3 separate regions of the Mus musculus genome follow, and all the other regions are linked to region 1. The links are chromatin loops, found by intact Hi-C in ENCODE. Cell type or tissue: heart. All regions are shown on one strand.

Region 1 (8,000 bases):
CCCATAGGGCCTCATAGAGACTGAACCACCAACCGGAGCATGCCGGGAACTGATCTAGGCCCTCTGCACGTTTGTATATGTAACAGTTGTGTAGCTTGGTCCTCATGTGGGACTCCTAACAAGAAACAGGGGCTGTCTCTGACTCTTTTCCCTGCCTTTGGAACTCTTTCCTCCTACTGGGCTGCCTCTTCTAGCCTCAGTAGATGTACCTAGTCTTGCTGCAACTTGACTGAGGCCTCCCCTTTTCTGAAGAGATGGGGAAGAGGAGTGGAGGAGTTGGGGAGGACTAGGAGGAGAGGAGGGGGGGAAAACTATAATCAGGATATAATGTAAATAAATAAATAAATTTTAAAAATAAAAAAATTAAACCCACTCCTACACTTATTATAGTGAATAAATGAGTTGAGATTAAAACAGCTGTGACAACCTACTTTTGAAACTTTCTTATTCTATCCTTACAACTGAGCTGTTTCAAACAGGTGATAAATTCCAGTCTTTATCCTACCTTGGTAGGAACAGGAGACAACACAACTCTAATGTACTTTCTCCCGGAATTGTTTTCTTGGTACACGTGAGTCTCTGTAATAGAGTCAAGAGTGTTTGTATTCAATAAGTCATCACCATTGTAATGTTTTCAAGCTCTGCCCAGACTTAATCTCCCCAATATGCAATAAGGTAGGCTCTGCTTAGAATGGCCATCATTTTACAAGTGAGGAGCCAAGACAATAACTTGTCTCAAATCACACACCCCACTCACATGCCCCCAAAGCTTGTGTTCCTAAACACTCAGTTGTCTCGTCTCCAATAGCTTCAGGTCTAAGTCCAGCAGTGGGGAAATGAGAATCATGGCAGGAGAGTCCTAAACAAGTCTTCCTTGTCCCAAGTTCACACATTTGGCCCTGGATTTGTGGTGTTCTGAATCATTGAACTCAATGAGGATGCATGTGTTTGGAGCTACCCACCAAGCCTGCCTGCCTCTCAATGACAAGTGAAACCTTTACTGTCCTTGATCCTGTCTCTTAAATGACTCTAAGATAGGAGAGAAGAATAGGGTCATTGTAATGGGAGCTATCTTGGGGGAGGGGGACAAAACACAGGTGGTATAAAAACAAGGAGAGCCCATGCATGTAGTATATAGACATGCTTGCAGGCAAAACACCCACACATTGAGAAAACAGGGAAAGAATCCAGGGGCAGGGAGGTGGAGTTTGAGCATAGTGTGGTCATAGGGGAGACAAGGAAGAGAGAAGGTTAACCCAAGTGAAGGGTATGTAAAACAAACAAACAAACAAACAAACAAACAAACAATGTGGTAACGTGCTACTTTGTAGGCAATGAAAGATATAGGTTAAAAATGTGTGAGAGAGGTCTGGAGAGATGGCTCAGAGGTTAAGAGCACTGACTATTCTTCCAGAGGTCCTGAGTTCAATTTCCAACAAACACATAGTGGCTCACAACCATCTGTAAAGGGTTCTGATGCCCTCTTCTGATGTGTCTGAAGACAACTATGGTGTACTCATATGCATAAAATAAATAAACAAATCTTTTTTAAAATCTGTGTGCATGAGAGACAGAGGGGGGAGAAGAAGAAGAGGAAGAAGAAGGAGGAGGAAGAGGAGGAGGAGGAGGAGGAGAAGAAGAAATGGACAGGTCAAGGAGAAGAGAGAGATATCCTACAGGTAGGGTTGGACAATACTGTCTTTAAATTTCATGGGTATTGAACAAAAACTCCCAATGTCAAATGTACCTCCTGTGAGCTGTTAGTTCAGAGAAGACCCAAAGACTCACAAAATAATACAAATTTTTGCCATTCCTCTTGTTTGCCCAAGCCCTGTTGCTGAAGACACCACACATTTTAGTTGCAATATACAGAAAATTTAAGCTGGAACTGAATGGACGTTTCTTCCTTGCTGGCTAGCTTTCCCAGTGCTAAAGGGTGCTACACAGGCTGCTGGGGGAAACAAGGCAACCCAGGGTCTGACTCAGCTATTAACCCTACACACTACAATAGCAACCCCCAAGATGTGCCCACAGTACAATAATGGCATGGCTGTTGTGAGGGTAACCAACTGTTCTCTGTTTGGATTCGGTGGCCTGCTCTGTAGGAGAAAGTTCACTTATGGTAATGTAATATGAGCCCAGTTAAAAGGGTCTTAGGCTCTAGGAGAGAATTCTACTGCTGTTGTTTAGCTAAATTAATAACACCAAGCTGCCACCGAAATATTCTTTTTATACTCATTGACAAGTGCTTTTCTTTATAATGAATGGCAATGAATTAGGAGATCCAAAGAATAATGTGATAGGCGAGCATAGTGGTGCACGCCTTTAATCCCAGCACTCAGGAAGCAGAGGCAGGAGGATGTCTGGGAGTTCAAGGCCACCCTGTCTACATAGTGAGTTCCAGGACAGTCAGGGCTCTATAGAGAGATAATAATAATAATAATAATAATAATAATGATGATGATGATGATGATGATGATGATGATGTGACAGTTAAATGCTCAGCCTTGAGTGGGGCATCTGTATCATTCCCTCTGGGGTTAAGGGAGCACTAAGGAAGAGAGGGAGAGAAGAATATAAGGGTCAGAAAGTAGGCAGTAGGGCTGTGTGGTGGCTGTCTTCTGGGTATGACTCCGCCATTCAAGCAATCATCATCTCTTCCTGGCTTCAGCTAGCTTCCGGCAATAGTCTGCAGAAGACTGAGCCTGCTCGTAGTCAGTCATGGAGTAAGGAGGGGGACTCTTAGGCCTCTGCTCCTTTCTACTTAGTAGACTACTGACTACTGAAAGGTTCTGTGGGAAAGGGTAGTGTGGTGGTTTGAATAATAATGGCCCTCAGAGGATCATAGATTGGAAGACTTGGTCACCAGGGAATGGCACTATTAGAAAGTGTGGCCTTTTGGGGGTAGGTGTGACCTTGTTGGGGTAGGTGTGACTTTGGTGGGGTAGGTGTGACCTTGGTGGGGTGGGTGTGACTTTGTTGAGGTGGGTGTGGCTTTGTTGGGGTAAATATGCCTTGTGGGGTAGGTGTGGCCTTGGTGGAGGGAGTTTATCACTGGTGATAGGGTTTGAGGTTTCAAATGCTCAAGCCAAGTCCAGTCTCCTCTCTCTGTCTCTCTTTCTCTGTCTCACTCTCTCTCTTCCCTCCCTCCCTTTCTCCCTTCTTCTCTCCCTCCCTCCCTCCTTCCCTCCCTGCTGCCTGCTAATCCAGATGTAGAACTCTCAGCTACCTCTCCAGCACATCTGCCCACACCTGCTTCCTGCCATGGCCATAATGGACTAAACCTCTGAACCTGTGAGCCAGCCCAAAGTGAAATGTTTTTCTTTATAAGGGTTGACATGGTGTCTCTGCACAGCAAAAGAAACCCTAAGACAGGTAGTTACTGTCTTCAGTTGTATACCCACAGTAGGGTTCAATATAGCCACGGATCACCCTGGTTAAGCTCAGAAAGTCACAAAATAAAGCAAAAGAATGAGAAGGGAGGAAAAAGACTAGGAAGAGAAGAGAGGAAAGGGCAGCAGAAACGAGAACGGATTATATACATGTATGAAATTGTTCAAGAACAAGCTTAGTGAGGGTTTCCCAAGCAAAGATGAGAGATGCTGGGGCCGTCGGGGCTAAGCCTAGACTGCCGACCTCACTTTCCGTCTCTGCCAAGGGACACCCCAAAGCCACCACAGGCTTAGCATCAATCCACTTTTGGAAGGAATGCCCGTCTCCAAAGAAAGCCACCCCTACTATTACAAACTGCAGAGATGGGGAACCACCAGCGTGTGGTGTTGGCATCTTTAACGGTGTCTTTGGGATTAAGCATTGGTCACCCCAAGAAAGGCCAGGTCACAATCTCATTCCGAACTCTCAACAACTTGGGGGGGGGGCCTTTGATAACCCTCCTAACTCAAACATGTGATTCTGGGGGAGGCCATTCAAGGGTTTTCCCCCCTGTTGGGCTCACTTAAAGAAAGTTGAGCCCCGCACAAATAAATTTCCCAGCTACACCTACTGCTTGGCCTTGTTTCTTATTTCCTTGGAATCCTTGACTGACTCTGCTTTGTTCTCTCCTGTAGGGATTACAGAATTCTCCACTAGAAGAGATCATGAGGAAAATTGGGGCCAAGCTTCATATCTGACAGGTAACAAAGATTTCCCAACAAAAAACAAAGATTTCCCAACAAAATGATCGAGAACCATCAAGGCCAGCTGCCTGGCCCCAACCTGTCCTCTGCACCACACTGCCCTCTCCTGGACACATATGGAAACAACCACTGGGAGGCATTTGATTTGTGGGAGTCTTGCCTAATGAAGGCTTCCTTGGGGACTAGTCATAAGTGTTGTCTCCAAGCTGTCTCTCTGCAGACTTCCCTCCCTCCTGTACTCCTTCTTGCTTACTGGAACCCCAGTTTCCCTCTCTGAAGTATGAGAAGAAGATAAACGACGCCGGAAGCTGGTAAGAAAGAACACAGAGGCCAGGTTGGGCTGAGGGAGGACCTGCCTGTGCCTGAACTCTTAGCTAGAAGACGCCCCCTCCACACCCCCCACCAACAACAGTGCAACAAGAAAACCCAAAGCTCTTTGATGTATGAAGCTCTGACATCACAGGCCTTAAAAGAGTCCCGCAAAGCTCAAAGCTTCCATTCTTCAGGGTAACAATTTCCATGTATTCATCTCAGAAACTGCAAGGATCAAAAACAAAAAACAAAAAAAACAAAAAAAAAAACAAAACAAAACAAAAAAAAACAAAACAAAACAAAAAAACCTCCCAGTGCCTTCAGGAGCCAGAGACCTAAATGGGTTAAGAGATCAGTGAGAGTGAGTGGGTGGGAGCCATGGACTCTAGAGGCGACAGTTTGCTACAAGCTTTGTTTCCCCAGCTCCCAGCATTCCCAGCACTGTGGCCAATTGTTACGTCCCAAGTGGAAAGATTTGAAAGTACTTCAAACCTTACACCAACGCCATGAAGTAAGTAGGTGTCGCCGGCTTCACATCCATTTGTTAAGTGGGGAGACCCAGGCATAGAATACAAGAAGTGTTTCCACGGGCAGACAGATTGGTAGGGGTGTGGCTGGAGTTTGAACACAGAACCCAATTTCCTAACTGCCAATATGGGGTACACAGGATGAGCTTGAAGGCTCGGATCCCGGGTGCATTTTAGGAAACAAATTTTTTATCAGAGACAACCCATTCCCCTGGCCAATCCCCTGAGCTGTACAACATGTGTCCCACCCAGGGTGTGACATTTAACACATGCACAATTTGAGAGGTTATCACCGAATACTAATATCCCAATTTGGCTTACCGGTCTAAAAGTCTCTCTGCCTGACCTTCCAGGCTAGATGGATTGGGGAAGAAGAAAGCTCCTTAGAGCCAATGTTCCAAAGATTCATATGAACAGACCTCTTCATCATTAGGTTCTCAAAGGGAACTAATTAGGGGTGTGTGTGTGTGTGTGTGTGTGTGTGTGTGTGTGTGTGTGTGTGTGCTGTAAAGGTGTTTATAGCACAGAAAAGTGCACGTGTAGGTCTCTTCAAATAGTAGCCTTGGGGCTGTATGTAATGATGCCCTAGCTCACACCAGAGTTTAAATCATACCATTCCTGTGATCCCAGGATCAGACACTAGATGGCACCACATTCTCCCCTGATGCTGAACCACATACCTCCTAACAGAAAAAATTCAGTAGCTTGAGCAGCCTTGGATTTTTTTCCTGATGGGTCTGTACCATCTCAAGGTGAAGAGACTTCGTCCACTTCATATCAATAAGTAAGGGGGTGCTGTGTGTCAGTCTCTGGTGGGAACAGAGGCTTGGTTCAGACAAAAGCCACTCACCTCCCCCCACCCCCAGGGATACGGCCAATCTCTACCCCTCCTCCTCACCTATACAGCCCTCCTCCATTCTCCCCAACCCTCCAGCCCTCCTCCCCAGCCCTCCTCCATTCTCCCCAACCCTCCAGCCCTCCTCCCCAGCCCTCCTCCATCCTCCCCAGCCCTCCTCCATTCTCCCCAGCCCTCCAGCCCTCCTCCATCCTCCCCAGCCCTCCTCCATTCTCCCCAGCCCTCCAGCCCTCCTCCATCCTCCCCAGCCCTCCTCCATTCTCCCCAGCCCTCCAGCCCTCCTCCCCAGTCCTACCCTCAGGAAGTTCCCCAAGAATCAGGACAGGCTACAGAGTCAAGGAGAGTTGAAGGTGAGAAAGACTGTGGAGCTCAGAAAAGGGGCAAGTTACCCAGAGCAGCACAGCCTGTCAGACCAGCACCCTCATCCAGTGTCCTCCATCCTGACCTTATAATTCTACCTCGGAACTCCTCTCCCCATGAGAGCCAATTAAGAAAATGAGAGGTTGGAACTTTCTAAATATCGGTGTTTCTAAGACTGACTCCATGCGAGCACATGGCCTAAGACAGGGGAAGCTGCACCCAGTGTGCAACCATCACTTTCCACAGAACATGACCAAGTACCCCAGCACAGGTGGCTCTGCCCTCACCACAGGCCCATTGCCCAATCGGCCTTGCTCAGGGTGTCAGGAACCAACACGCTCGCCTGGCACAGCCTAGAGGAAGTGCCACACCTTTTGCAGCAGCTCTGATCCTTCACTTGCTGCCCGGCGCTTCCAATCGTTACTTAGGCTGGCACGGGGCCAAGACAAGTAACCAGGGAGGAGGAACAAGGCCCTGTCTTGTCTCCTGAACCAGTTGGTCTGAGCAGTTTGGGTGAACAACTTCCTCTCTCTGAGGCTGTCTCCCCATCTGGGGAAAAAAAAAAGACGAAGGTTTAATTTGAGCCCCTTTAATCTTTACTATGCAAGGCCTGTTTGTTGCATGGTCTGTCCCTATCAGAATTATTCACGTTGATTGATCGTGATTACAGGCCCACAGGGACTGGTGGTGAGTCGGTTATCATGGGCTTTCTGATTTACACTATCGTATGTCTGATGCGTGAGTTTTCTCCCTGTGTTTCTTCTCCTTACAAAAAGTGACCATAGGGCCAACTGTCTTGATATGCTCCTTTGATCCCAGGACCAGTCTGAGGCAGGAGAATACTGTTAGTTCAAGACCAGCCTGAGGCTGCATAGTAAGATCCTGCAACACCACACACACACACACACACACACACACACACACAATCACACACACACACAATCACACACCCTTTAACTGGGAAATTTCCCTCACATACAAAAAGGGTCATGGAGTTAATTAAGGGCTGGAGAGATGGCTCGGCTGCTCGGCTGTTAGGAACACTTGCTGCTCTTGCAGAGGACCCAGGTTCCATTGCCAGCACCTATGTTGGACAGGTCACAACTATCCACAGCTCCAATTCCAGGGAATCTGACACCTTATTCGGACCTCTGAAGGCCTGGACATGTGTCAGATGCACACAGACACACACACACACGTAGAGCTCCAAGTAAGCTCAGCCTGCTTTCTTATAGAGCTCTAAGTAAATACAAGTGTTCTTTGCTTAGCACAGCACAGTTAGACACTGATGTACTCACTAACTGAAAAATACATAGGTGAATAGAGTTTTGCTTTCAGTCTTCCATTTTTATAGCACATCATTGGGAGGGGGGGACTTGGTTCACCACTTACTATGACCAGGAAATGTTCTGAACAAAGTACTTAGCCTCCTTGGAGCCTTCACCTATCAAGAAACGGGGCAGGGTGGGGCAGGGTGGGTTGCTAAACATAGTGCCTCCCTGTGTGGCTGTCATAAAGCCTTTAGAAGAATGACTGTGCATACTCAGTACTCAGGAAGTGTTAGTTACTTGGTACGCCTCCTAGAACCAAGCATGGTAACTTCTCTGCAGATACAGAGATGAAAGACCCAAACACGGAGGGTGCCATCCAGCAAGAAAGCAGTCATGCAAGCCATTGTAGCACAGAGGGAAGAGGCTTTCCGACCAGCAGCCTGGAGGGTGGGGTCCTGGGTGGAGCATTCAAGTCGGCTTAGGGTTCAGGTTCAGAGATGGAGCAGTCTGATTAGGAAAGGAGGAAGATGCTGGAGAT
Region 2 (8,000 bases), 62 kb after region 1:
CTTGGCTTTGCTTCTCATTCTTTTGAATCCCATAGGAGAGCAGCATTGTCCAGGTAAGCAGAAAGACGGTAGAGGAGATGGAGAAAGCTCTAAGGCTGTTGGTGTTTTTAGTATTTGTCTGGGTTAGGGTCGGGCTGTGTCTAAATGTGAGGGGAGATACATTTGATATGAAAAATGACTTTATGCACATTCGGTTCAGCGGAATCCAGAGAAAAATGGCTTTGATGAAAGCTGATTGAGCTACTCAGTTCATAGTTACGACATAGTTATAGCTAATCTTCAAAGACAAAAGGAAAATACCAATATTTTGAGAAATATACCAATAAGGTGAGGGTAATTATTTTTTAATATACTTTTTAAGAGCAGTTTTAGGTTCATAACAAATGTGAACAGAAGGCGTGTGGTTGTGGTTTGAGCACTCAGTGCCTTATTCTCTATTGTCTGTATTAGTCAGGTTGTCCCCTCCCCCTGCCTGCAATGGCTTGTCCCCTCAGTTACTGATTTGTTCCTAATCCCTTCTCTAGTGCCTTAAGATGGATAAGAAAAAAACAAATCTGATTCCATTTCTCTTTTCTTCATCTTTCAATGGAATCATATCTTATATGTCTATAAAAGGGAGTATATAAGGCCAAGAATATATTTTTGTATAGCCAAAATTTCTTAGAAATTGCTTAAATGAGCTATTATAATACCTGAGATGCACATAGTTGCTGTGGTTTTATTTTCCCTCCAATATTGAAATGGATACAGATTTTTTTTTTCAACCGACCACTGGGTAAAAGAATAAGACTTGCATAAGGGAGCAGGTTCAAGGTCTTCCTGAACCACAGAACATGTTCAAGATCAGTCTGGAAACCCTAGCAAGGTCTTGTACCAAAATAAAATAAATAAGTAAATAAGAGTCTGGGAATACAGATGAGTGGCAGAGCGCATGCGTAGCATTTGGGTGAGACCCTAAGCTCAAACCACGGTACTAGAAAGCAAAACAAAACCTAGACTCAGATTCTTTGTGGGGAGACCAGGGCCAGCTACATAATTCATGGGGTTCAGCTCAAAATGAGAATGCAGGAACCCCTCATTCAGAAAGTATTAGGAAATGTCAAAACAGCAGCAATGGGACATTAAACCAAGCAGTTTGTGGTGGTGGTAATGATGATAATCGTGGTATTTAGTCTTCAAAAATTGAGCCTTTGAAAATTCATAGTAGCAGTCTCGAGGAATGGAGAAAAATGAGAAGCTTTGAAGTCAGATCAACCCAGGAAGAAGAGCTTCCTATCCCCAGCAGAGAAAGACAGAGGGCTGAATCACTGGCAATGTTTCCTCATTCTTTGGGGCTTATACCGCTCCCCAGTCCCACCCCCACAAGCTGCGAGTGTGACACAGCTGTACTGGGGTTCCCTTTAATAAACCCAAGATGCAACTCCATCAGCAAATTGGTTGAGAGAGAGTTGTAGGTCTACCTATTACAATGCTGGTTTGGGGATTTTCTGATTTTTTTTTTTCCTCCGAGGATTCATTCTAATTTAGAACTCAGATTTCAGAGGTTTGGACTTAGGGTGTGTTTATGGCTTCCAGCTCCTAGCAGCATTAAAACCAAACCAAACCAAACCAAAAAAAAAAAAAACCCCAAACACACAAAGTGGCCACCACCACCACCAAAAAGGGTGTGGGGACTACAACTTTTCAGAGGTATAAAAAGGGAAGTATGTGCATTCATGCAAAAATTTTGACCTTGTCTTTTTGCTGGCCTTTTGTTTGTTTTGCCAATAATATCAGATAAAATGTGTAATTTCTAAAACAAGTTGTACTTTGAGGGGAAACAAAGCTATTACCACCAGTCTTCCCAATGGTTCAAAGCAGGTAATTTACAAATATTAAGTACAAAACTGGATGCCATGCCACCTGCTTGTAAACACAGCACTCCAGAGGCCTGAGGAAGAAAGATCAGAAGTTTGTGGCCAGCCCAGGATACGTGGTGAGGCCCTGTCTCAAATAAACAAATACAAGCCCAAGATTAGATGCAATAATAAGATTTCTTCAAATAAAACTTTAATTATTTTACTTACTAAAGTGGTTTCCTTTTCAGATATTTGCCTCCAAGAAAGTCATAAACACTACCTAAGAGGTGAGGACTTTATGTTTTGATCTGTGTGGCAAGGATGTGATACAAAGCTTTTTTTGAGAGGGGGGTGAGAGAACTGCCTTCTATTTAACAGCACAACTCAGGCAGAGAGCAGAAATTCTACAGTGGGCTTTTGAATAAGAAGTTATTTAAATGAAAGCAATAGAAGAAGACTTGTTTCCTGTATCTTCTGTCTTCCTAGCTTGGCTCTCTACCCTATTCCATTCCACTTGGAGAATCTCACTCAACAAGCTGCAAATGGACTCATCTGCTCTGAGGGAAATGGCTCCTTTGTGTTTTCGAGAGTTACATAGTTAAACTTTTCAAAAGAAGTGTCAAAATGGGTTAGTCACCCAGGGTGACTGGACAACTGTGCTGATTTATGCTCACCTGCTCCTAGTTAATGACACAGCACAACACTTAGCAGGTTAGTAGGAAGCTTTGCAAAGCACACACTGTTTTCATGTGTCATTGTTACATGGCCACCAGGAATTTAGAAATATTTTTGGTTAATCTTTTTGCTGTGGAGGTTTGTAGAGCAGTTGGGTGGCGGCGGTTGTTTGGCAAGCCTTGAGACTGGGGGCTTCTGACATCTGTTTATTCCAGCAAGTGATATTATAAATAACAGTGGGTTTATGGGAAAGAGCCTGGGTGACAGCAGCACTTTCTCTTTAATCTCTTGATCTGTAGCAGGTTGTATATTTTACTGCCTTTTTAAGATTTCTTTTACCATTGAGGTGAATGTCCCTCTTTGTGGGAGAGTGTACATGCGCTATGGCTGTGTGTGCTTGTGTGTGGAGGAGTCCAGAAGACAGCACTGCATCCTTTAGAACTAGAGTGTTCTACAGTGTTTGAGAGCCGTCCAGTGTGGATGATGAGATCTGAAATTGCCTGTGGTCCTCATGATAGAGCAGCAAGGATTCTTAGCAGCCGTGGCTCCACTTTAGGTTGTGTAATTTCTAGAGTGACAGATACAAATGGATACAAATCTCTAGGTAGGTTTTCTTGTTCAGAATAACTTGCCAACTAGGTTCAGTAGCTAACAGTGAGCTTCTAAGAGTGCTTTAGTTCCATTCTTATCCCACTGAACAAGAAGATCTCTTGGGTAGGCAAATGTTAGGGACTTGGTTATAACCTCAGACCAGTCCATGCTGTACAATTGTATTTCTATCTTGCTTTAAACTATTGTCTGCTTTTGGTTTTCTTCTTTCTAGAATGATAGTAGACAATTTGCCTCCACAATCCGATATGATTTTAGTCCTAAACAGGAATATTTCAGCTTATATAAAGTTCATTTATTTTTTTTGTATGACGCTACCCACAAGTAATACCAACTTGTACCTGGCAAAATAGTGGTTCTGTTTCTTTATGCCCAGAAGCAAGCTCACGAGAAGTTATGCTTAGTAAGCCTGACCACACAAGAGCCCCTCCCAGCACTTATTTACATTAAGCCTGGTTGAAAACTCTCCCCAAGATAAGCGCCGCCAAAGAACCCTTAGAAGAAGTAAGACACTTTATCTTTGTGCACAGGCGAAGCCTTCGGAGAGCTTAGGTAGGTGTGGCTCCCAGAAACCAATCGTCCAATTCAAGGGGCAAATCAGGACCCGTGTTTACAAGAACATGTTGACACGTGTGGATGACGCGGTTGGACGCTGATGTGCGTGGGACAGCCTGTTTGGAATGTTGTTGACTCGCTTGGCCCGGTGTGTGTGGCCATTGTGAAGGTGGGCATGTAGTGTTTTTATATTACTGCCGCGAGCGGACACCAGAAGTCTGTCCGTTCGGTTGGAGTTAGTCCATTTCATCCTACCTGGTAAACTGAAAGAAACAGGATTGGGGGCGTCACCCGCTGCACTTAGGCCCCGCCCTTACACAGCCAGGCCCCGCCTCCGAACGCTTTAGGCCCTACAGCAGCCCAGGCGCTCCCGGCCGTAGGCTGCCCCAATTCCGTGTTCACTCCTCTCCCCGCCCCTGGCGGTCCGGACCGTACCACCACTGAATATAGGGAGCACACATTTCTCGTGTGCAAATGGCTTTCTGTCTGAGCCTTCTTCAGCCTTCACGATAGAAACGTGAGAAAGCTATGGTTTTTGTAGACAGACTCTTCAAGAATTTAGGGATCTTCGCCAGAACCCTGCCCTGGATTCTGGCGCCGCGGTGCTATAGTCCCCCTCCAGTTCCTTCCCGAATGGTCGCGCCCAGGGAGTACCTCTGGGCCCTTTAAATACCGCGTGGGGCTGCGGGGGGGCTCCAGAGTTGACAGACTGCTGAGTCTCCCCTTGTCTGCGACGCTGGTTGAGGGGGGATACGCAGAGCCCCGCGACCCCCGCCACCTAGCTTTCCTCGAGTCTCTACGCGGGATCCGGGGGTGCGTACCCATCCCAGGGGAGGGGCCGTGGGATCTGAGGGGACCGCGTCTCCTTATGGCAGCGGGAGGGCTCCTTGTGCCCTCCGAGTTCGGGACATTTGACCTCGGAGTCAAGGCTTGAAGTGGGGCACGGTGGCAGTGGTGGCCCAGGCTCTGCCGGGGCCGCTTGGTCGTGATGACATCCCTTTGGGTGCGTGCCAGCGACTGTGCTCAACGGCGCGAGACGCTCTGGGCTCCCCGTGCGGTCAGGTCCCCAATCCCTCGTCCCTGGAGGAGTGGGACTGAGCCGCGGTGGGGCCCGGCTGGGCCTCGGCCCTATGTTTGGGTCTTGTTGCTGGGTTTCTCGAGAGCTGGGTTCTGTCCCGGCAGTCCCCTCCCCCAAACGTTTGTTTTGACAGGAAACGTGGTGCTGCTAGAGGGAGGGGCGAGCAGAGAACGTGGGCGAGCGGGCAGGACTCCTGGGACTTCCGTTGGACTTGACTGTCCAGGAGGCCAGCTCAGGTCACATCTGGGTCAGACCCTTGCCTTCTCAGACCCTTGCTTTGCCTTGCTTTGGGTGGCGCCACAAAACATAGCAACGAGATTCGGTGGCACGTGGATGACACAGTTATGTGTTTACGTTAGTACAAGAGGAAAAACTTCCATTAAATGAGCGATTTCGCAATGTTTACTTCTAAAATGCGTTTATTAGACTGGGACTGTAGTTCTGTGGTAGAGCACTTTACAGGACTGTAGGTTCTGTCCTCCCCCAACCACAAGAAGCCCAAATCATGTGTTTAAACACAAGAATCCAGTCAACAAAGAAGGGTTTGTTAAACTACCGTTACAAGCAGAGTAGAAACACTTGAGTGGTTCCAGTGAGAATGGAACCTCCCTCTTTCATCGTTGTCTTGGTACCTTAACGGTAAAGAAACCAGGCAACTTGTCTTTGTCCTTAGTGGGCTGCTCAGCACAAGGTGGTGTTCAGCTCTCAGCTCTTAGTTAACCTACCTCCCAACTGATAATTTCAACCAGTTCTTACACTGGTTCCTGGGCTAGGAGTCCCCATCCCACCTCCACCTCCACCCCGCCCCGTCTACTCTGCCTTTTTCCTACCCCCATGGATTTCATACATTGCTCCACTTGAAGTGACCCAGGGCTGAAGGGCGCCTTACCCCCCGGGTGTGCAGCACAGGTGTTAAACTAGGCATCAGGGATGGGGGGGGGGCGGGGGCAACGCTTTCCAGGATAAAAAGTGCTTAGAAATCCTTCCCAATGCTGTAATGACACGTGGAGCACGGGCATCTGCCTTTTAGACAGTGGCTGGCTTGTTGGCTTTTGTCTAGCTCTCCGAGGCGGGCAAAGACTCGATGAGGACCAGTACTGTTCTCTCCGTGCTGTGTTTTTTGCCTTACTCTAGCCTGGTGCTAAAGCACGGTTTGATCGAGGATGGAAATTGTCTGGCATCTGCAAATTTTTTCCGTCAGAGCTCAGTCTTGCCTTTAACCCCCTATCCTATAAGTGCCTTATGCCTGACTTTGGTAAAGTCTTGGAAGGAGAGTACCCACTAAACGCTTCTTGCCACCTCTTTAATCCCCCCCCCCCCAATCCTAGCCTTAACTTGGTGGATTTCATTCCCCAGGGCCCTTGTTGGATAACCTGAACAATCTACTGCCAAATGTTTTTGACTTGCTAGCTGTAAGCAGTTAGTCCTTTGGGTAATACCTGAGTTTTAAGGAGGGATTTCGAAAAACATAGGGAATGGCCCTCTGATAGAGGACTTTGGTCACTACCGTGGGGTGATCGAATGCTGTTTTGTTGAATGATCTCTTTCAGCGATGTCCTTCACGGTATAGTGCTTGAACAGCTGTCCCAGGGTAAGGTCATCTTGCTTCCACACGTGAAAGTGTCCGTGTGATGATAGACAGAGCAATTTGGCAGAGAGGGATGGAAAGAATGATTAGCAGGACACTGGTTTCCTCCAGCCGTCCCGACGGTAACATGCATGGGCTTCAGGGGTCCAGCCTGCTGCCTGGCTTTTGAGGGGAGCCCCTGCACTGCTGTAAACCTGTGGGGCCATCTCTCTGATCCCTGGCTTCTTATTGTAAACAAGAATAGCACCTACCTGACATAGTTGTATTGCAGATTTGAGGAAATAAATTATCTGAAGCACTTACAGAGTGTGTTACTGAGACCATCTCCAAAGCTGTTGGTTCTAATTGCTACTTTTTTGTATCATTGAGTATCAGAAGAATATAGTGGTACAAGGTACAGTGCTCTTTAAGCTACTAGGGCTTGAGGCCTTGCTAGCCTTGGAATTGTGTTGAGATAGGCACTGGACACTGGAGAAGGGAATGCTTTCTTCCTATATGCATTTTAAACGTTACTAGAAAGAGAGATACAGACAGTTAAACTACTACAGTAAGTACCTGCTTAATGAGCAGTGTGATACAGGCAGAACAGCCCAAAAACTCTATTTTATGAGTAGATGTGGGGCCAAATTTGTTCACATAAGGATATTCACTGGGTTCCTGTATGTACTGGGCAGTGAACTGAACTCTGGGTGGCTAATTTACATGAGGGCAATGAGGGGGCTTCAGGCAAGAGTACCTTGAAATTGTGACATTACATTCCAAATGTAAAAGACAAGGTGGCTGACAATCCCCCAAAAGTCTGCTGTGTGCAGAGCCCGAAAGGTTTTTGTTAAGATAAGAGAAAAAGACGAACTTGTGGCTCCATGCTCTTCCATAACTGGCATTGATTGGTTCTTGAGTCTCATGACCTAAACCTTTCACTGGGCCTCATCTCTCAAACCTGTCAAACTGGAGGTGAAGTTTCTGGGTCCTCTGGAAGAACAGCAAGTGTTTCTAATTGATAAGCCATCTCTCTAGCCCTACAACATTACATCTAAGATAGGATTTGAGCTTCCAAGGTCTTGGTATAAAACTGCACACTGTGGCCCAGGTAATGCTTTCACAGACTGGATGCTTAGACTGACAGCTCTCTTCTGGAGAAATTTAATCCCGTGAGCTCTAACCCTGACTCCATAGTTCCACTGGGCATTGGCTCTTCGTAGTGGCTGTATGCCTTCTACGATTTTCTGTCTGAAGTCCCAAGCCAAGTCAGTGCATCCTTTGAAGTCACGGTAAAGGTCACCATGGTCTCACAGATCTTGCATTCTGTGGGATTCTGCAGAATTAACATCATCTGGACATGACCAACACTTAGAATTTGTATTTGTTGTTTGAAAAGACTCTTCCTGGGAAGACACAACACCCCAGAATAGGAAGCCCCTGACAGACCAAACTGTGGACACCATCAAAGTCCAGCTTGGTAAACCTCGAATGGTTTTGATGGTACTTAAAAGCATATGGGTGAGGGGTTACATACAGGAACAGAGATGACTCAAAGACAGCTACATCACCAAACCCCACCCTGGCATGGGTGACAGCTCACAAAGCTGGAGCACGCTGCACAACCTGCAAGCAGCTTTGAACCCAGACTGTCCCATTCCAGAAGAGCAGACCTCTA
Region 3 (8,000 bases), 110 kb after region 1:
CAGAGAAAGGACTGTGGGTGGAGCTAAGTCGAGATTCTTTCAATTCTTCATGTTGCCCAACACCCAGAGTCCTCTCAGTAGATGTCTGGCCATGCACATCCCCACTCACTTGTGGAAAGATGGACTTTAAGGAACTCCCTTTGCCTTTCCAGACAGAAGGGCCCTCCTTTCCCCAGCAGGACTTCTGACCTCCTGGTTCTTTGTGAATGTATCTGAAAGACTCCGAGAGGAGCCCCTCATTCAGGCCTCAGGACAATAGCAGACACCCAAGAACTCACGATAGACCAAGCTTGATGTAAACCACATGAGGCTTTATTCGGGGAAGGCCAGAGCTCTGGGGACGACTCATATCCCACGCAGGGGTAGAGGAGTTGACCTCGAGGGAAAAGAGGTCCCAGTTTTTATAGGCCCTCAGGGGGGAAAGGAAAAGGGGGAGATTAGGGGATTTCCAGATCTAAACAATGTCTATTCTCAAGAAATGGGTACAAGGAAAGAGTCTGGTGCAGGTGTAGCAACTCTGGATTGGCCGGGCTGTGGTTGCTGGGGAGATTTTCTGACTCTTTCTCAGCAACCAATATTACAAACACCCGGCAATGGGCTTCATCAGTGGGCACACACATGGGTTCAAGGAATGGTCAAAGCATTGGCAGACACACAGGTTCAAGGAGTGGCCAGAGCATTGTGCACCTCTATTTTTCTAAATCAGTGAAGCTAGTTCTGCTAACAGTGACATCTATCTTGCCAATTTCAGGGCTTCTGTGACCTTTTACATTCTGTCAGGATCTTTCATATCCACGGACAGAAACAGCACTGGAGATATTTTCTTACACCTGGAATGTAGTGATGGGATATATTCTATCATATTCTGATAAAGCCTCAGAAACATATCTAAGTTCTTTAACATGAGACAAAGGCTGTAAAATGCACAGCTCTGCTGGGTCTCCAGTGCCACCAAACAAACTTGTCCTTGGCAAGCCCTGCATGAGCACCACATACAGTTGCCAGCATAGAAAAATAAACTCTCATAGCTCTGCGTGTTAAAATGTCTTTGCCTCCCCATGCTTTTGGTGTGGTGTCAGTATTCAGTGGTTTAAAAGTATTAGGTCTCAAAGGAACCTGAGTTTGAGACCTAACATGTCCTGGGCTAAGATAATTAGGGATTTAAATCCCAACTCCATTTGAAAAATTGCTTTTCCTTTTTCTCTTCCTTCCTCCCTCTCCCTCCCCCCCTCCCTTCTTTCCTTCCTTCCTTCCTCCCTTCCTACTTTCTTTTTTTTTTTTTTTGAGACAGGGTTTTTTTGTGTAGCCCTGGCTGTCTTCAAACTTACTCTGTAGGTCAGGCTAGCCTTGAACTTAGAAACTCACCTGCCTTTCTGCCTCCTAAGTGCTGAGATTAAAGGTGTGAGCCAAATTTCTTAACCACTGCCTTAGCTTGTCAAATGAAGATCTCTACTTACCACCAAGGGTGGATAATTAGAGAATCCACCTAAAGATAGCAATCAAATACCTGTTAAGGAGTAATGTTCAAATTAATGTACACTTTTCCCAGTTTCCCAGAGTCCTAAACACCTCTCCCATTACAGATTACAGTGTCCCTCAGTCAGCCATTCTTGCCCCCATGGCATTGGATAACTTTTCACTTGGCTAACACATACCCATTCGCCTTGTATAAAGGATGGCTCAGGATGCACAGCACTTGTCCTCCGGGAGCTCCCACACCTTATGCTTTAGGCTTTTGTATTAATACCTCAGTAAAAGGATATGGTAGCATAATACTGAGGAAGCACAAAACTACCCCTGGCTTTTTCCCCACCTTGCTTCCAAAGTCTAGCCTCCTAGAGATAAAAAAGAAGTCATGGGTTTGATCTGGGATACAGGTGTAATGCAAGAAATCTTACAAGGAATTGTGGTCTAATAGCCAACATCATCACTGTCAACTAAGTGTAGCCATGAAGATTAGGGACTGCATCCTCCAAAGTGTCCTTCATTTCAAAAGAAACTTTAAAAACTCGGTGAAAAACAGAAATACAATGTTAAACTTATTATTACCTACTGCAATTCTATTTTCAAATTATGAATTCAACACAAACTTATTAAGGAACAAACAATGCACTAGAACCTGGAATGCAAGGCCATTTTCATTCCAGCATTCACAGACTGAAGAACTAGACAAGTACAGAGGTTATGGTATTAGGTCACAGCAGCAGAGATCTTGCTAGAAATGCAGATTTCCAGCTCCAGCCTGCCAATCAGAAAGCTGAGATTTTTTAGTTCTCCAGGTGTCTGTGATCTGGTTTACAGTAGAACCATCTTCATAGTGGGAATCCAAGATGACTTTGTAGAAGACAGCTGACACACCTGAGCCAAACTTGATGTCCTCAAGTCTTCAGCTCCCTTTCCCAACCCCTTCCAGACTACACTAAGTAGGGTGCTCTCTGGTATAATAACTCACAGGGACCATTCAAATGTAGTTTCTCTGAGTAAATCTTAAGGATTTAAGGGGGGGGGGGGCTGATCATTCTTAGTTTTAAATGATTTGTCTTACATGTGAGTATGGGGATCAGAGGACAGCTCTTTAGAGTTGCTTCTCTCCTTCTACAATGTGGGTCTTGGGGGCTGAACGCGGCTTTTCAAGCTTTGTGGCAGGTGACTTAACATACTGAGCCATCTTGGTGGCCTGTAATTTTTTTCTTTCTTTCTTCACTTAGTTTCAGAAGTCTATCAGCACAACGTTTAGATACAAGCACTGAAATTTAACTAGCTAACTCTGTACGCAGATTACCTTGGACCAGGTTTAAAAAAAAAAAAGAACACATATTATTAGATGGTGCTAATTATACAGGTGAACTATTAAATAGTTCAACTATTAAATGGCCAGGAGCATTGTACACACTCATGTGACACCATCCATCTCCACAATTTTTGTATGTTCCCAAACTGAAACTCATTTAAAAACTGTTGGCATCTTTTACCTCTTCTTCCCATGGGATTTTTCTTACCATTGGACTTGCATGAACTCATTTCCAATTTCAGTGACAAATCCTTTTGTCTTCTACCAACTGTGTGTTTACTATTCATAGAGATTTTTTATAGGTGTATCTAATTTTTTAAAAATTAATGGAATACAACTTTTAGCAATTCTTATGCTTTCTCCGTTGCCATCCTTGAAATCTTTCACCAATCAATGTTATTAATACATTACCTTTTCTTTGGAGACAGGGTTTCATGTAGCCCAGGCTGGCCTCGACCTTGTTAGGTAGCCAAGGATGCCCTTGAATTTCTGGATGCCCTCCTACCTCTAGCTTCTAAATGCTGGGATTATAGGTGTCTGTGCTGCCGTGGGAGGATTATGTGCAATCCTTCGTTTATTCGGTGTAGTGGTAACAAACTCCGTCCCTCTGACGTTTCCTTCTAGTGTTTTGTTAAGGTATATTTCATCGACATAGGATTTAAACATATTTTCCCCCAAACCGTTAATTAACTATTCTAATATAATTTATTGGGTTTTCCCTAAGAGGATCTTGGACCTCATTCTTCAAACTCCCTGAGACAGTGAGGTTGTGATCCTACCACCTCTACATACCAAATGCTGGGATTAAAGTCGTGGGCCCCTACACCCTGTCATAGCAGGAATCAACCCCAGGTGCTCTGGAAGAGCAACCAGTAGTCCTCAATCCCTGAGCCGCCCCTGGGTCCTAAGTCACTGATCAGGTCGCTCCCGTTTAAACCCTTCAATGGTGCTTTACTATTCCCAGGGAGAAAGTCTAACACCTTCTAAGAGTTAACACATTTCAGAATCAGGAAGGCATCTTTTACTGCCCCCTGGCTGTCCTGGAACTCACTTTGTAGGCCAGGCTGGCCTCGAACTCAGAAATCCGCCTGCCTCTGCCTCCCGAGTGCTGGGATTAAAGGCGTGCGCCACCACGCCCGGCTGATGCCTGTTCATTACACGCAGGTACCACCAATTATTTAAGCAAGGACTTTTGCTCTTCTGTACTACACAACATACAAGCAGTTTAGACTGAGTTAATTGAAATCTCTGCTTTAGAAGTTCATGTTGTGACTAATGTGTATTATCGAGTCATTTTTCAGATTAGTTATACAGTTAGAACTACTATACTTTGCCGTATTCAATCATTCTGGGGATACTGGAAATGAGCCTGTCAAGAGGCTAGGATTAGCCCGGCGAGACCTCGGAAGTACACCAGTGGGTGTAGTTTTCCACATCCGGCTCGGTCACTTCCGGGTTCCTCCGCAGGTTAGGCCCTGACCAGGCGGAACCTTTTGAAACGCCTCCCCGTAAACAAGCGCCACGGGGACACCGGAGGAGAACGCACACCACTCTCCGCGTGCTACTTGCTTGGAGCCGCACGGGCGGATGTGAACATTCTGCCGACTTCTTCCTCTACCGTGAATGGAATGGATGTTCTAGCCGAGGAGTTCGGGAGCCTGACTCCGGAGCAGCTGACTGCGCCGATCCCGACTGTGGAGGTAAGTGCCGTGAGCGCAGGCAGCGGAAGAGGTTGGAGACGACTAAGGAGGCGTTGCCGGGAGAGTTTTCAGGATGACGAGGGCGGGTCCCTGGGCTTCTACGCATGCTCAGAACTTCTGCACATGCTCGGAGCTCCGGGTGTGTGAGCTTTTACCAGGTGTGGTTCTTGAGCGTTTGTAGCAGCAAGTACAGATCTCTCAGTAGCGTCCTACGTTTAGAAGCTTAGCGAATGGCTCTCGGGTAAAGCTTTTCTAATTTAAGTGTGCACTGGCAAGAATTGGTCCTTGTGTATTCTCTCAGGAACCAATATCTTCTTGCCGATCTCACCTGGAAGGACACAGAGATCCTGAGAACGTAGGCAATGTTCTTGAGGTCCCATAGCCGGCTTTGGTGCTAAAAGTAAATGGGAATCTCACCCTTGTCATCATTTTCCTTTTACTCCACAGTTTCTTTGGACTGCAGGTTTAGTTTAAGTACCTTGACTATCCCTTCGTCCCCCATTTTTGATCTTGTATTTTCTTAGGGGCCCCTATAGCTTTCATCAGATTCTTAAAAGTTAAAGGATAATTGCTTCACGGTGAACTGCCTAAGGAAGTGCAGTTATTGACATGATTTTGTTTCCTGAGAAGGTATATAAATTCTCACTGAACCTTGACATCTTTGGCACAGAATAGGGACATCTAGGACTGAAGATGGTCGAGGAAGAAATTCAGGCAGAGGAACAGGTTGTACATGACCCCAGACACACCATCAGTTGTTTCAGGGGAACAAATAAATCTAGTGGAGCTAGGGGAAGAGGGCAGTAAAAGATGCCTTCCTGATTCTGAAATGTGTTAACTCTTAGAAGGTGTTAGACTTTCTCCCTGGGAATAGTAAAGCACCATTGAAGGGTTTAATTGGGAGCGACCTGATCAGTGACTTAGGACCCAGGGGCGGCTCAGGGATTGAGGACTACTGGTTGCTCTTCCAGAGCACCCGTGGTTGATTCCTGCTATGACAGGGTGTAGGGGCCCACGACTTTAATCTCAGCATTTGGTATGTAGAGGTGGTAGGATCACAACCTCACTGTCTCAGGGACTTTGAAGAATGAGTTCCAAGATCCTCTTAGGGAAAATACACAGTATTTGTCTTTGTGTTTGGCTTATTTCTCAGTGTTCCCCTACTCCTAATCAACAGGACCTGCAGCCCATGCAGCAAAGGATAGTTAAGAATGTAGCCCAGTCCAAAACTGCAGACTTAACTCCAAGCTTTATGAGTGTTATTTTATTTTACTTTTAATATTTTTGGTATGGCTCTCCAGGGAGAGTTTTGTAGATCACAGCGTCGTGTTACAGTGTTGCTGTAAGGAACCTTCCTCACAATCGTCCTTAATTGCAGCATGAGCTGGAACTCTCGGTGTCTTCCAAATGGGCCACTACACTGCTTTCTGGTCCTTCTGTCTGTGTTTCCCAGCCCTAACTCAGCTTTTGAGCCACGGTGCACTGGCTCACTGGAACCTGCTGTCACCTCATTCACTACCTTAAGCCTCTTCAATGTACCTACCTTTCTTTCCTCACCATGTCTAACTCATAGCAGGCATAGACATCCTCAGTGTTCTCCACCCTGCCAGCTCCTTCAACCCTGTGCGCTTGCACACAGTGGCTCCCTTTATTTGGAATGCCTCCCTCATACAACCACCATGCTCAGTCATGGCAGTATACCTAGCATCTATAATAATCCACCTCACTGCATACTGTTATAGCACCTACCAAGTGTCATTCCATTTGCTTACATGTCGCCCCTATTAAGCTAACGACTTCTGAAGTCAGGAGGCAAGTCTGTTTACTTGTTTAAGTTGCTGAAACACTACCCCATAAGTACTCAGTATAGTCGATTAGTATTTGCTCACCTCATCGATGAATAATAACCAGCCCCAAAGCCTGAGTAACTTTTCCTACCACAGTATAATATGAAGGAAAAATATAATAGAAATGATTAGTTCAAATAAACCAGAGCTCCTGTCTAGAAAGTTGTAGAGAAAATACAAGTTGTGGAGCTGAATAGAAAATAGGCTGAGCTAAAAGGAAATAGCATTTGTTCATTTAACTCAGCACGCGAAACTATTGCTCTAGTAAGTACTGTTCATTACTGTTTATTATCCCACTTACATAGATGGGAATAATCAATATGAGTAAGTGCAATGTCAATTTCTGAGTCTCCCGTGCCATTCTTTGCCTTCTTTGGCAAAGGCAGTAAGTAACATGATTCATTATGTTCATTCATTCAGAAAAAAGAAAATGCCAAAGCCTGAGCACCCTGCTACAGAGAATAAGACCAGGGAAAGGGGCCAGCGGTGTTAGAAACACGCAAGGGTCTATGGCAGACACTGTGGTAGCTTCCTAAGGAAGACATGATTGAAACACAAAATGTAATCTACAAATTAAAGTTGAAAGTTTAATGAGAAAAAAAACTATCAAAGACAGAATAAGTATACAAGGGGAAAAACAAAACAAAACAAAAACCCAACCCAACAGAGCAAGTACACTAAGCAATGGTGGGAAAGAGGTGGGAAGTAAGCATTGGCCAGACTTGGTAAAAACAACAACAACAACAACAAAAACCATGTTGATGACTTTAGATTTTCTCCTATGTCTCAGTCAGTGTTCTGTCTGAGACACCCTGATCAAGGCAACTCTTAAAATAGAAAGCTTTTAATTAGGGCTGGCTTACAATTTCAGAGGTTAGTCCATTGTCTTTGTATCAGGAATGGTATGCATGGGGCTGAAAAAGTAGTTGAAAGCTTTGTATCCTGATCTGTATGCAGGCAGAGGGAGGGAGAGACAGAGACAGACTGGGCCTGGCATGGGCTTTTGCAACGTCAAAACCCATCCACAGTGACACATTTCCTCCAACAAGGCCACACTTCCAAACCCTTCCAATCCTTTCAGAGAGTTCTACTCCCCGGTAACTAAGCATTCAAATTCATGAGCTTCTGGGTCCACTCTTACTCAAACCAGCACACCCTAAGTGCAATGGGCAATATATTCCTAAACTTAAGCTATTTCCTGGAATGGTGATAATGTTTAGAATTCCACTACCAACTCTTAGGCTTTTTCTCTATTGCCATCCTTGCAGTCCTTCACCAACCTTGTGTCATTTGTGCATTTTCTCACCTCACGGAGACAGTGCTTTATGTAGCCCAGGCTAGATTGGAATTGCTATAGCTGAGGCTGATTCTGAAGTGATTGTGCTTCTGCCTCTTAATTGCTAGGGTTATAGGCCTGGGCCACCACAGCTGGCTAAAACGTTGAACAGTTGTGAGAACAAACCAATAGAGAAGGTTTCTGAGTACACAGCCAAGAGTTGGGGGGATTAAGCAAGGGAAGGTCTGACTTTCTACAGGAGAATAAAAAGTCTGTGTCTGTGGCCGGCAGTGAGTTCTCCACAAAGACTGTATACTCACCCCTCTTGTCTGTGAGATAAGAGGAATTTCACTGTGCACGGAGGGGAAATTTTGAAATATGGGAGC

The links. Peaks named below come from ENCODE experiments on the same cell type or tissue, not always from the same donor. Only the 100,000 strongest peaks of a DNase experiment are listed, where the experiment ranks them.
Region 2: a loop joins it to region 1, with 2.1 times the contacts of the local background. A loop is called at or near these places in 6 of 42 quality-filtered maps.
Region 3: it touches region 1 in a loop (3-fold over the local background); 21 of 42 quality-filtered maps call a loop at or near these places.

Annotation. Positions count from the first base shown.
Region 1 is chr10:84,510,027-84,518,026 of GRCm38, forward strand. It overlaps Gm34405 (a long non-coding RNA gene), which reads right to left and starts at 7,636. Exons shown (of 4, transcript XR_380642.4): 1 at 6,290-7,636; 2 at 5,656-5,784. E230014E18Rik (a long non-coding RNA gene) reads left to right here and starts at 7,677. Exons shown (of 2, transcript XR_003948929.1): 1 at 7,677-8,000. In heart, CTCF peaks have their summits at 4,244 (motif pointing left) and 5,621 (motif pointing right); DNase peaks (open chromatin) are centred at 4,345, 5,735 and 6,565.
Region 2 is chr10:84,572,523-84,580,522 of GRCm38, forward strand. Tcp11l2 (t-complex 11 (mouse) like 2) reads left to right here and starts at 4,425. Exons shown (of 10, transcript NM_146008.2): 1 at 4,425-4,490. It overlaps Gm34515 (a long non-coding RNA gene), which reads left to right. Exons shown (of 3, transcript XR_380644.2): 1 at 1-53; 2 at 2,087-2,125; 3 at 2,325-2,546. In heart, a CTCF peak has its summit at 4,094; DNase peaks (open chromatin) are centred at 4,009, 4,379, 4,899 and 6,449; H3K4me3 peaks cover 2,698 bases; H3K27ac peaks cover 1,513 bases.
Region 3 is chr10:84,618,048-84,626,047 of GRCm38, forward strand. Polr3b (polymerase (RNA) III (DNA directed) polypeptide B) reads left to right here and starts at 4,251. Exons shown (of 28, transcript NM_027423.2): 1 at 4,251-4,491. The coding sequence starts at 4,420. Gm17249 (a long non-coding RNA gene) reads right to left here and starts at 4,598. Exons shown (of 2, transcript XR_380645.4): 1 at 4,150-4,598; 2 at 2,476-3,411. In heart, a CTCF peak has its summit at 3,837; DNase peaks (open chromatin) are centred at 4,294 and 4,414; H3K4me3 peaks cover 1,984 bases; H3K27ac peaks cover 1,518 bases.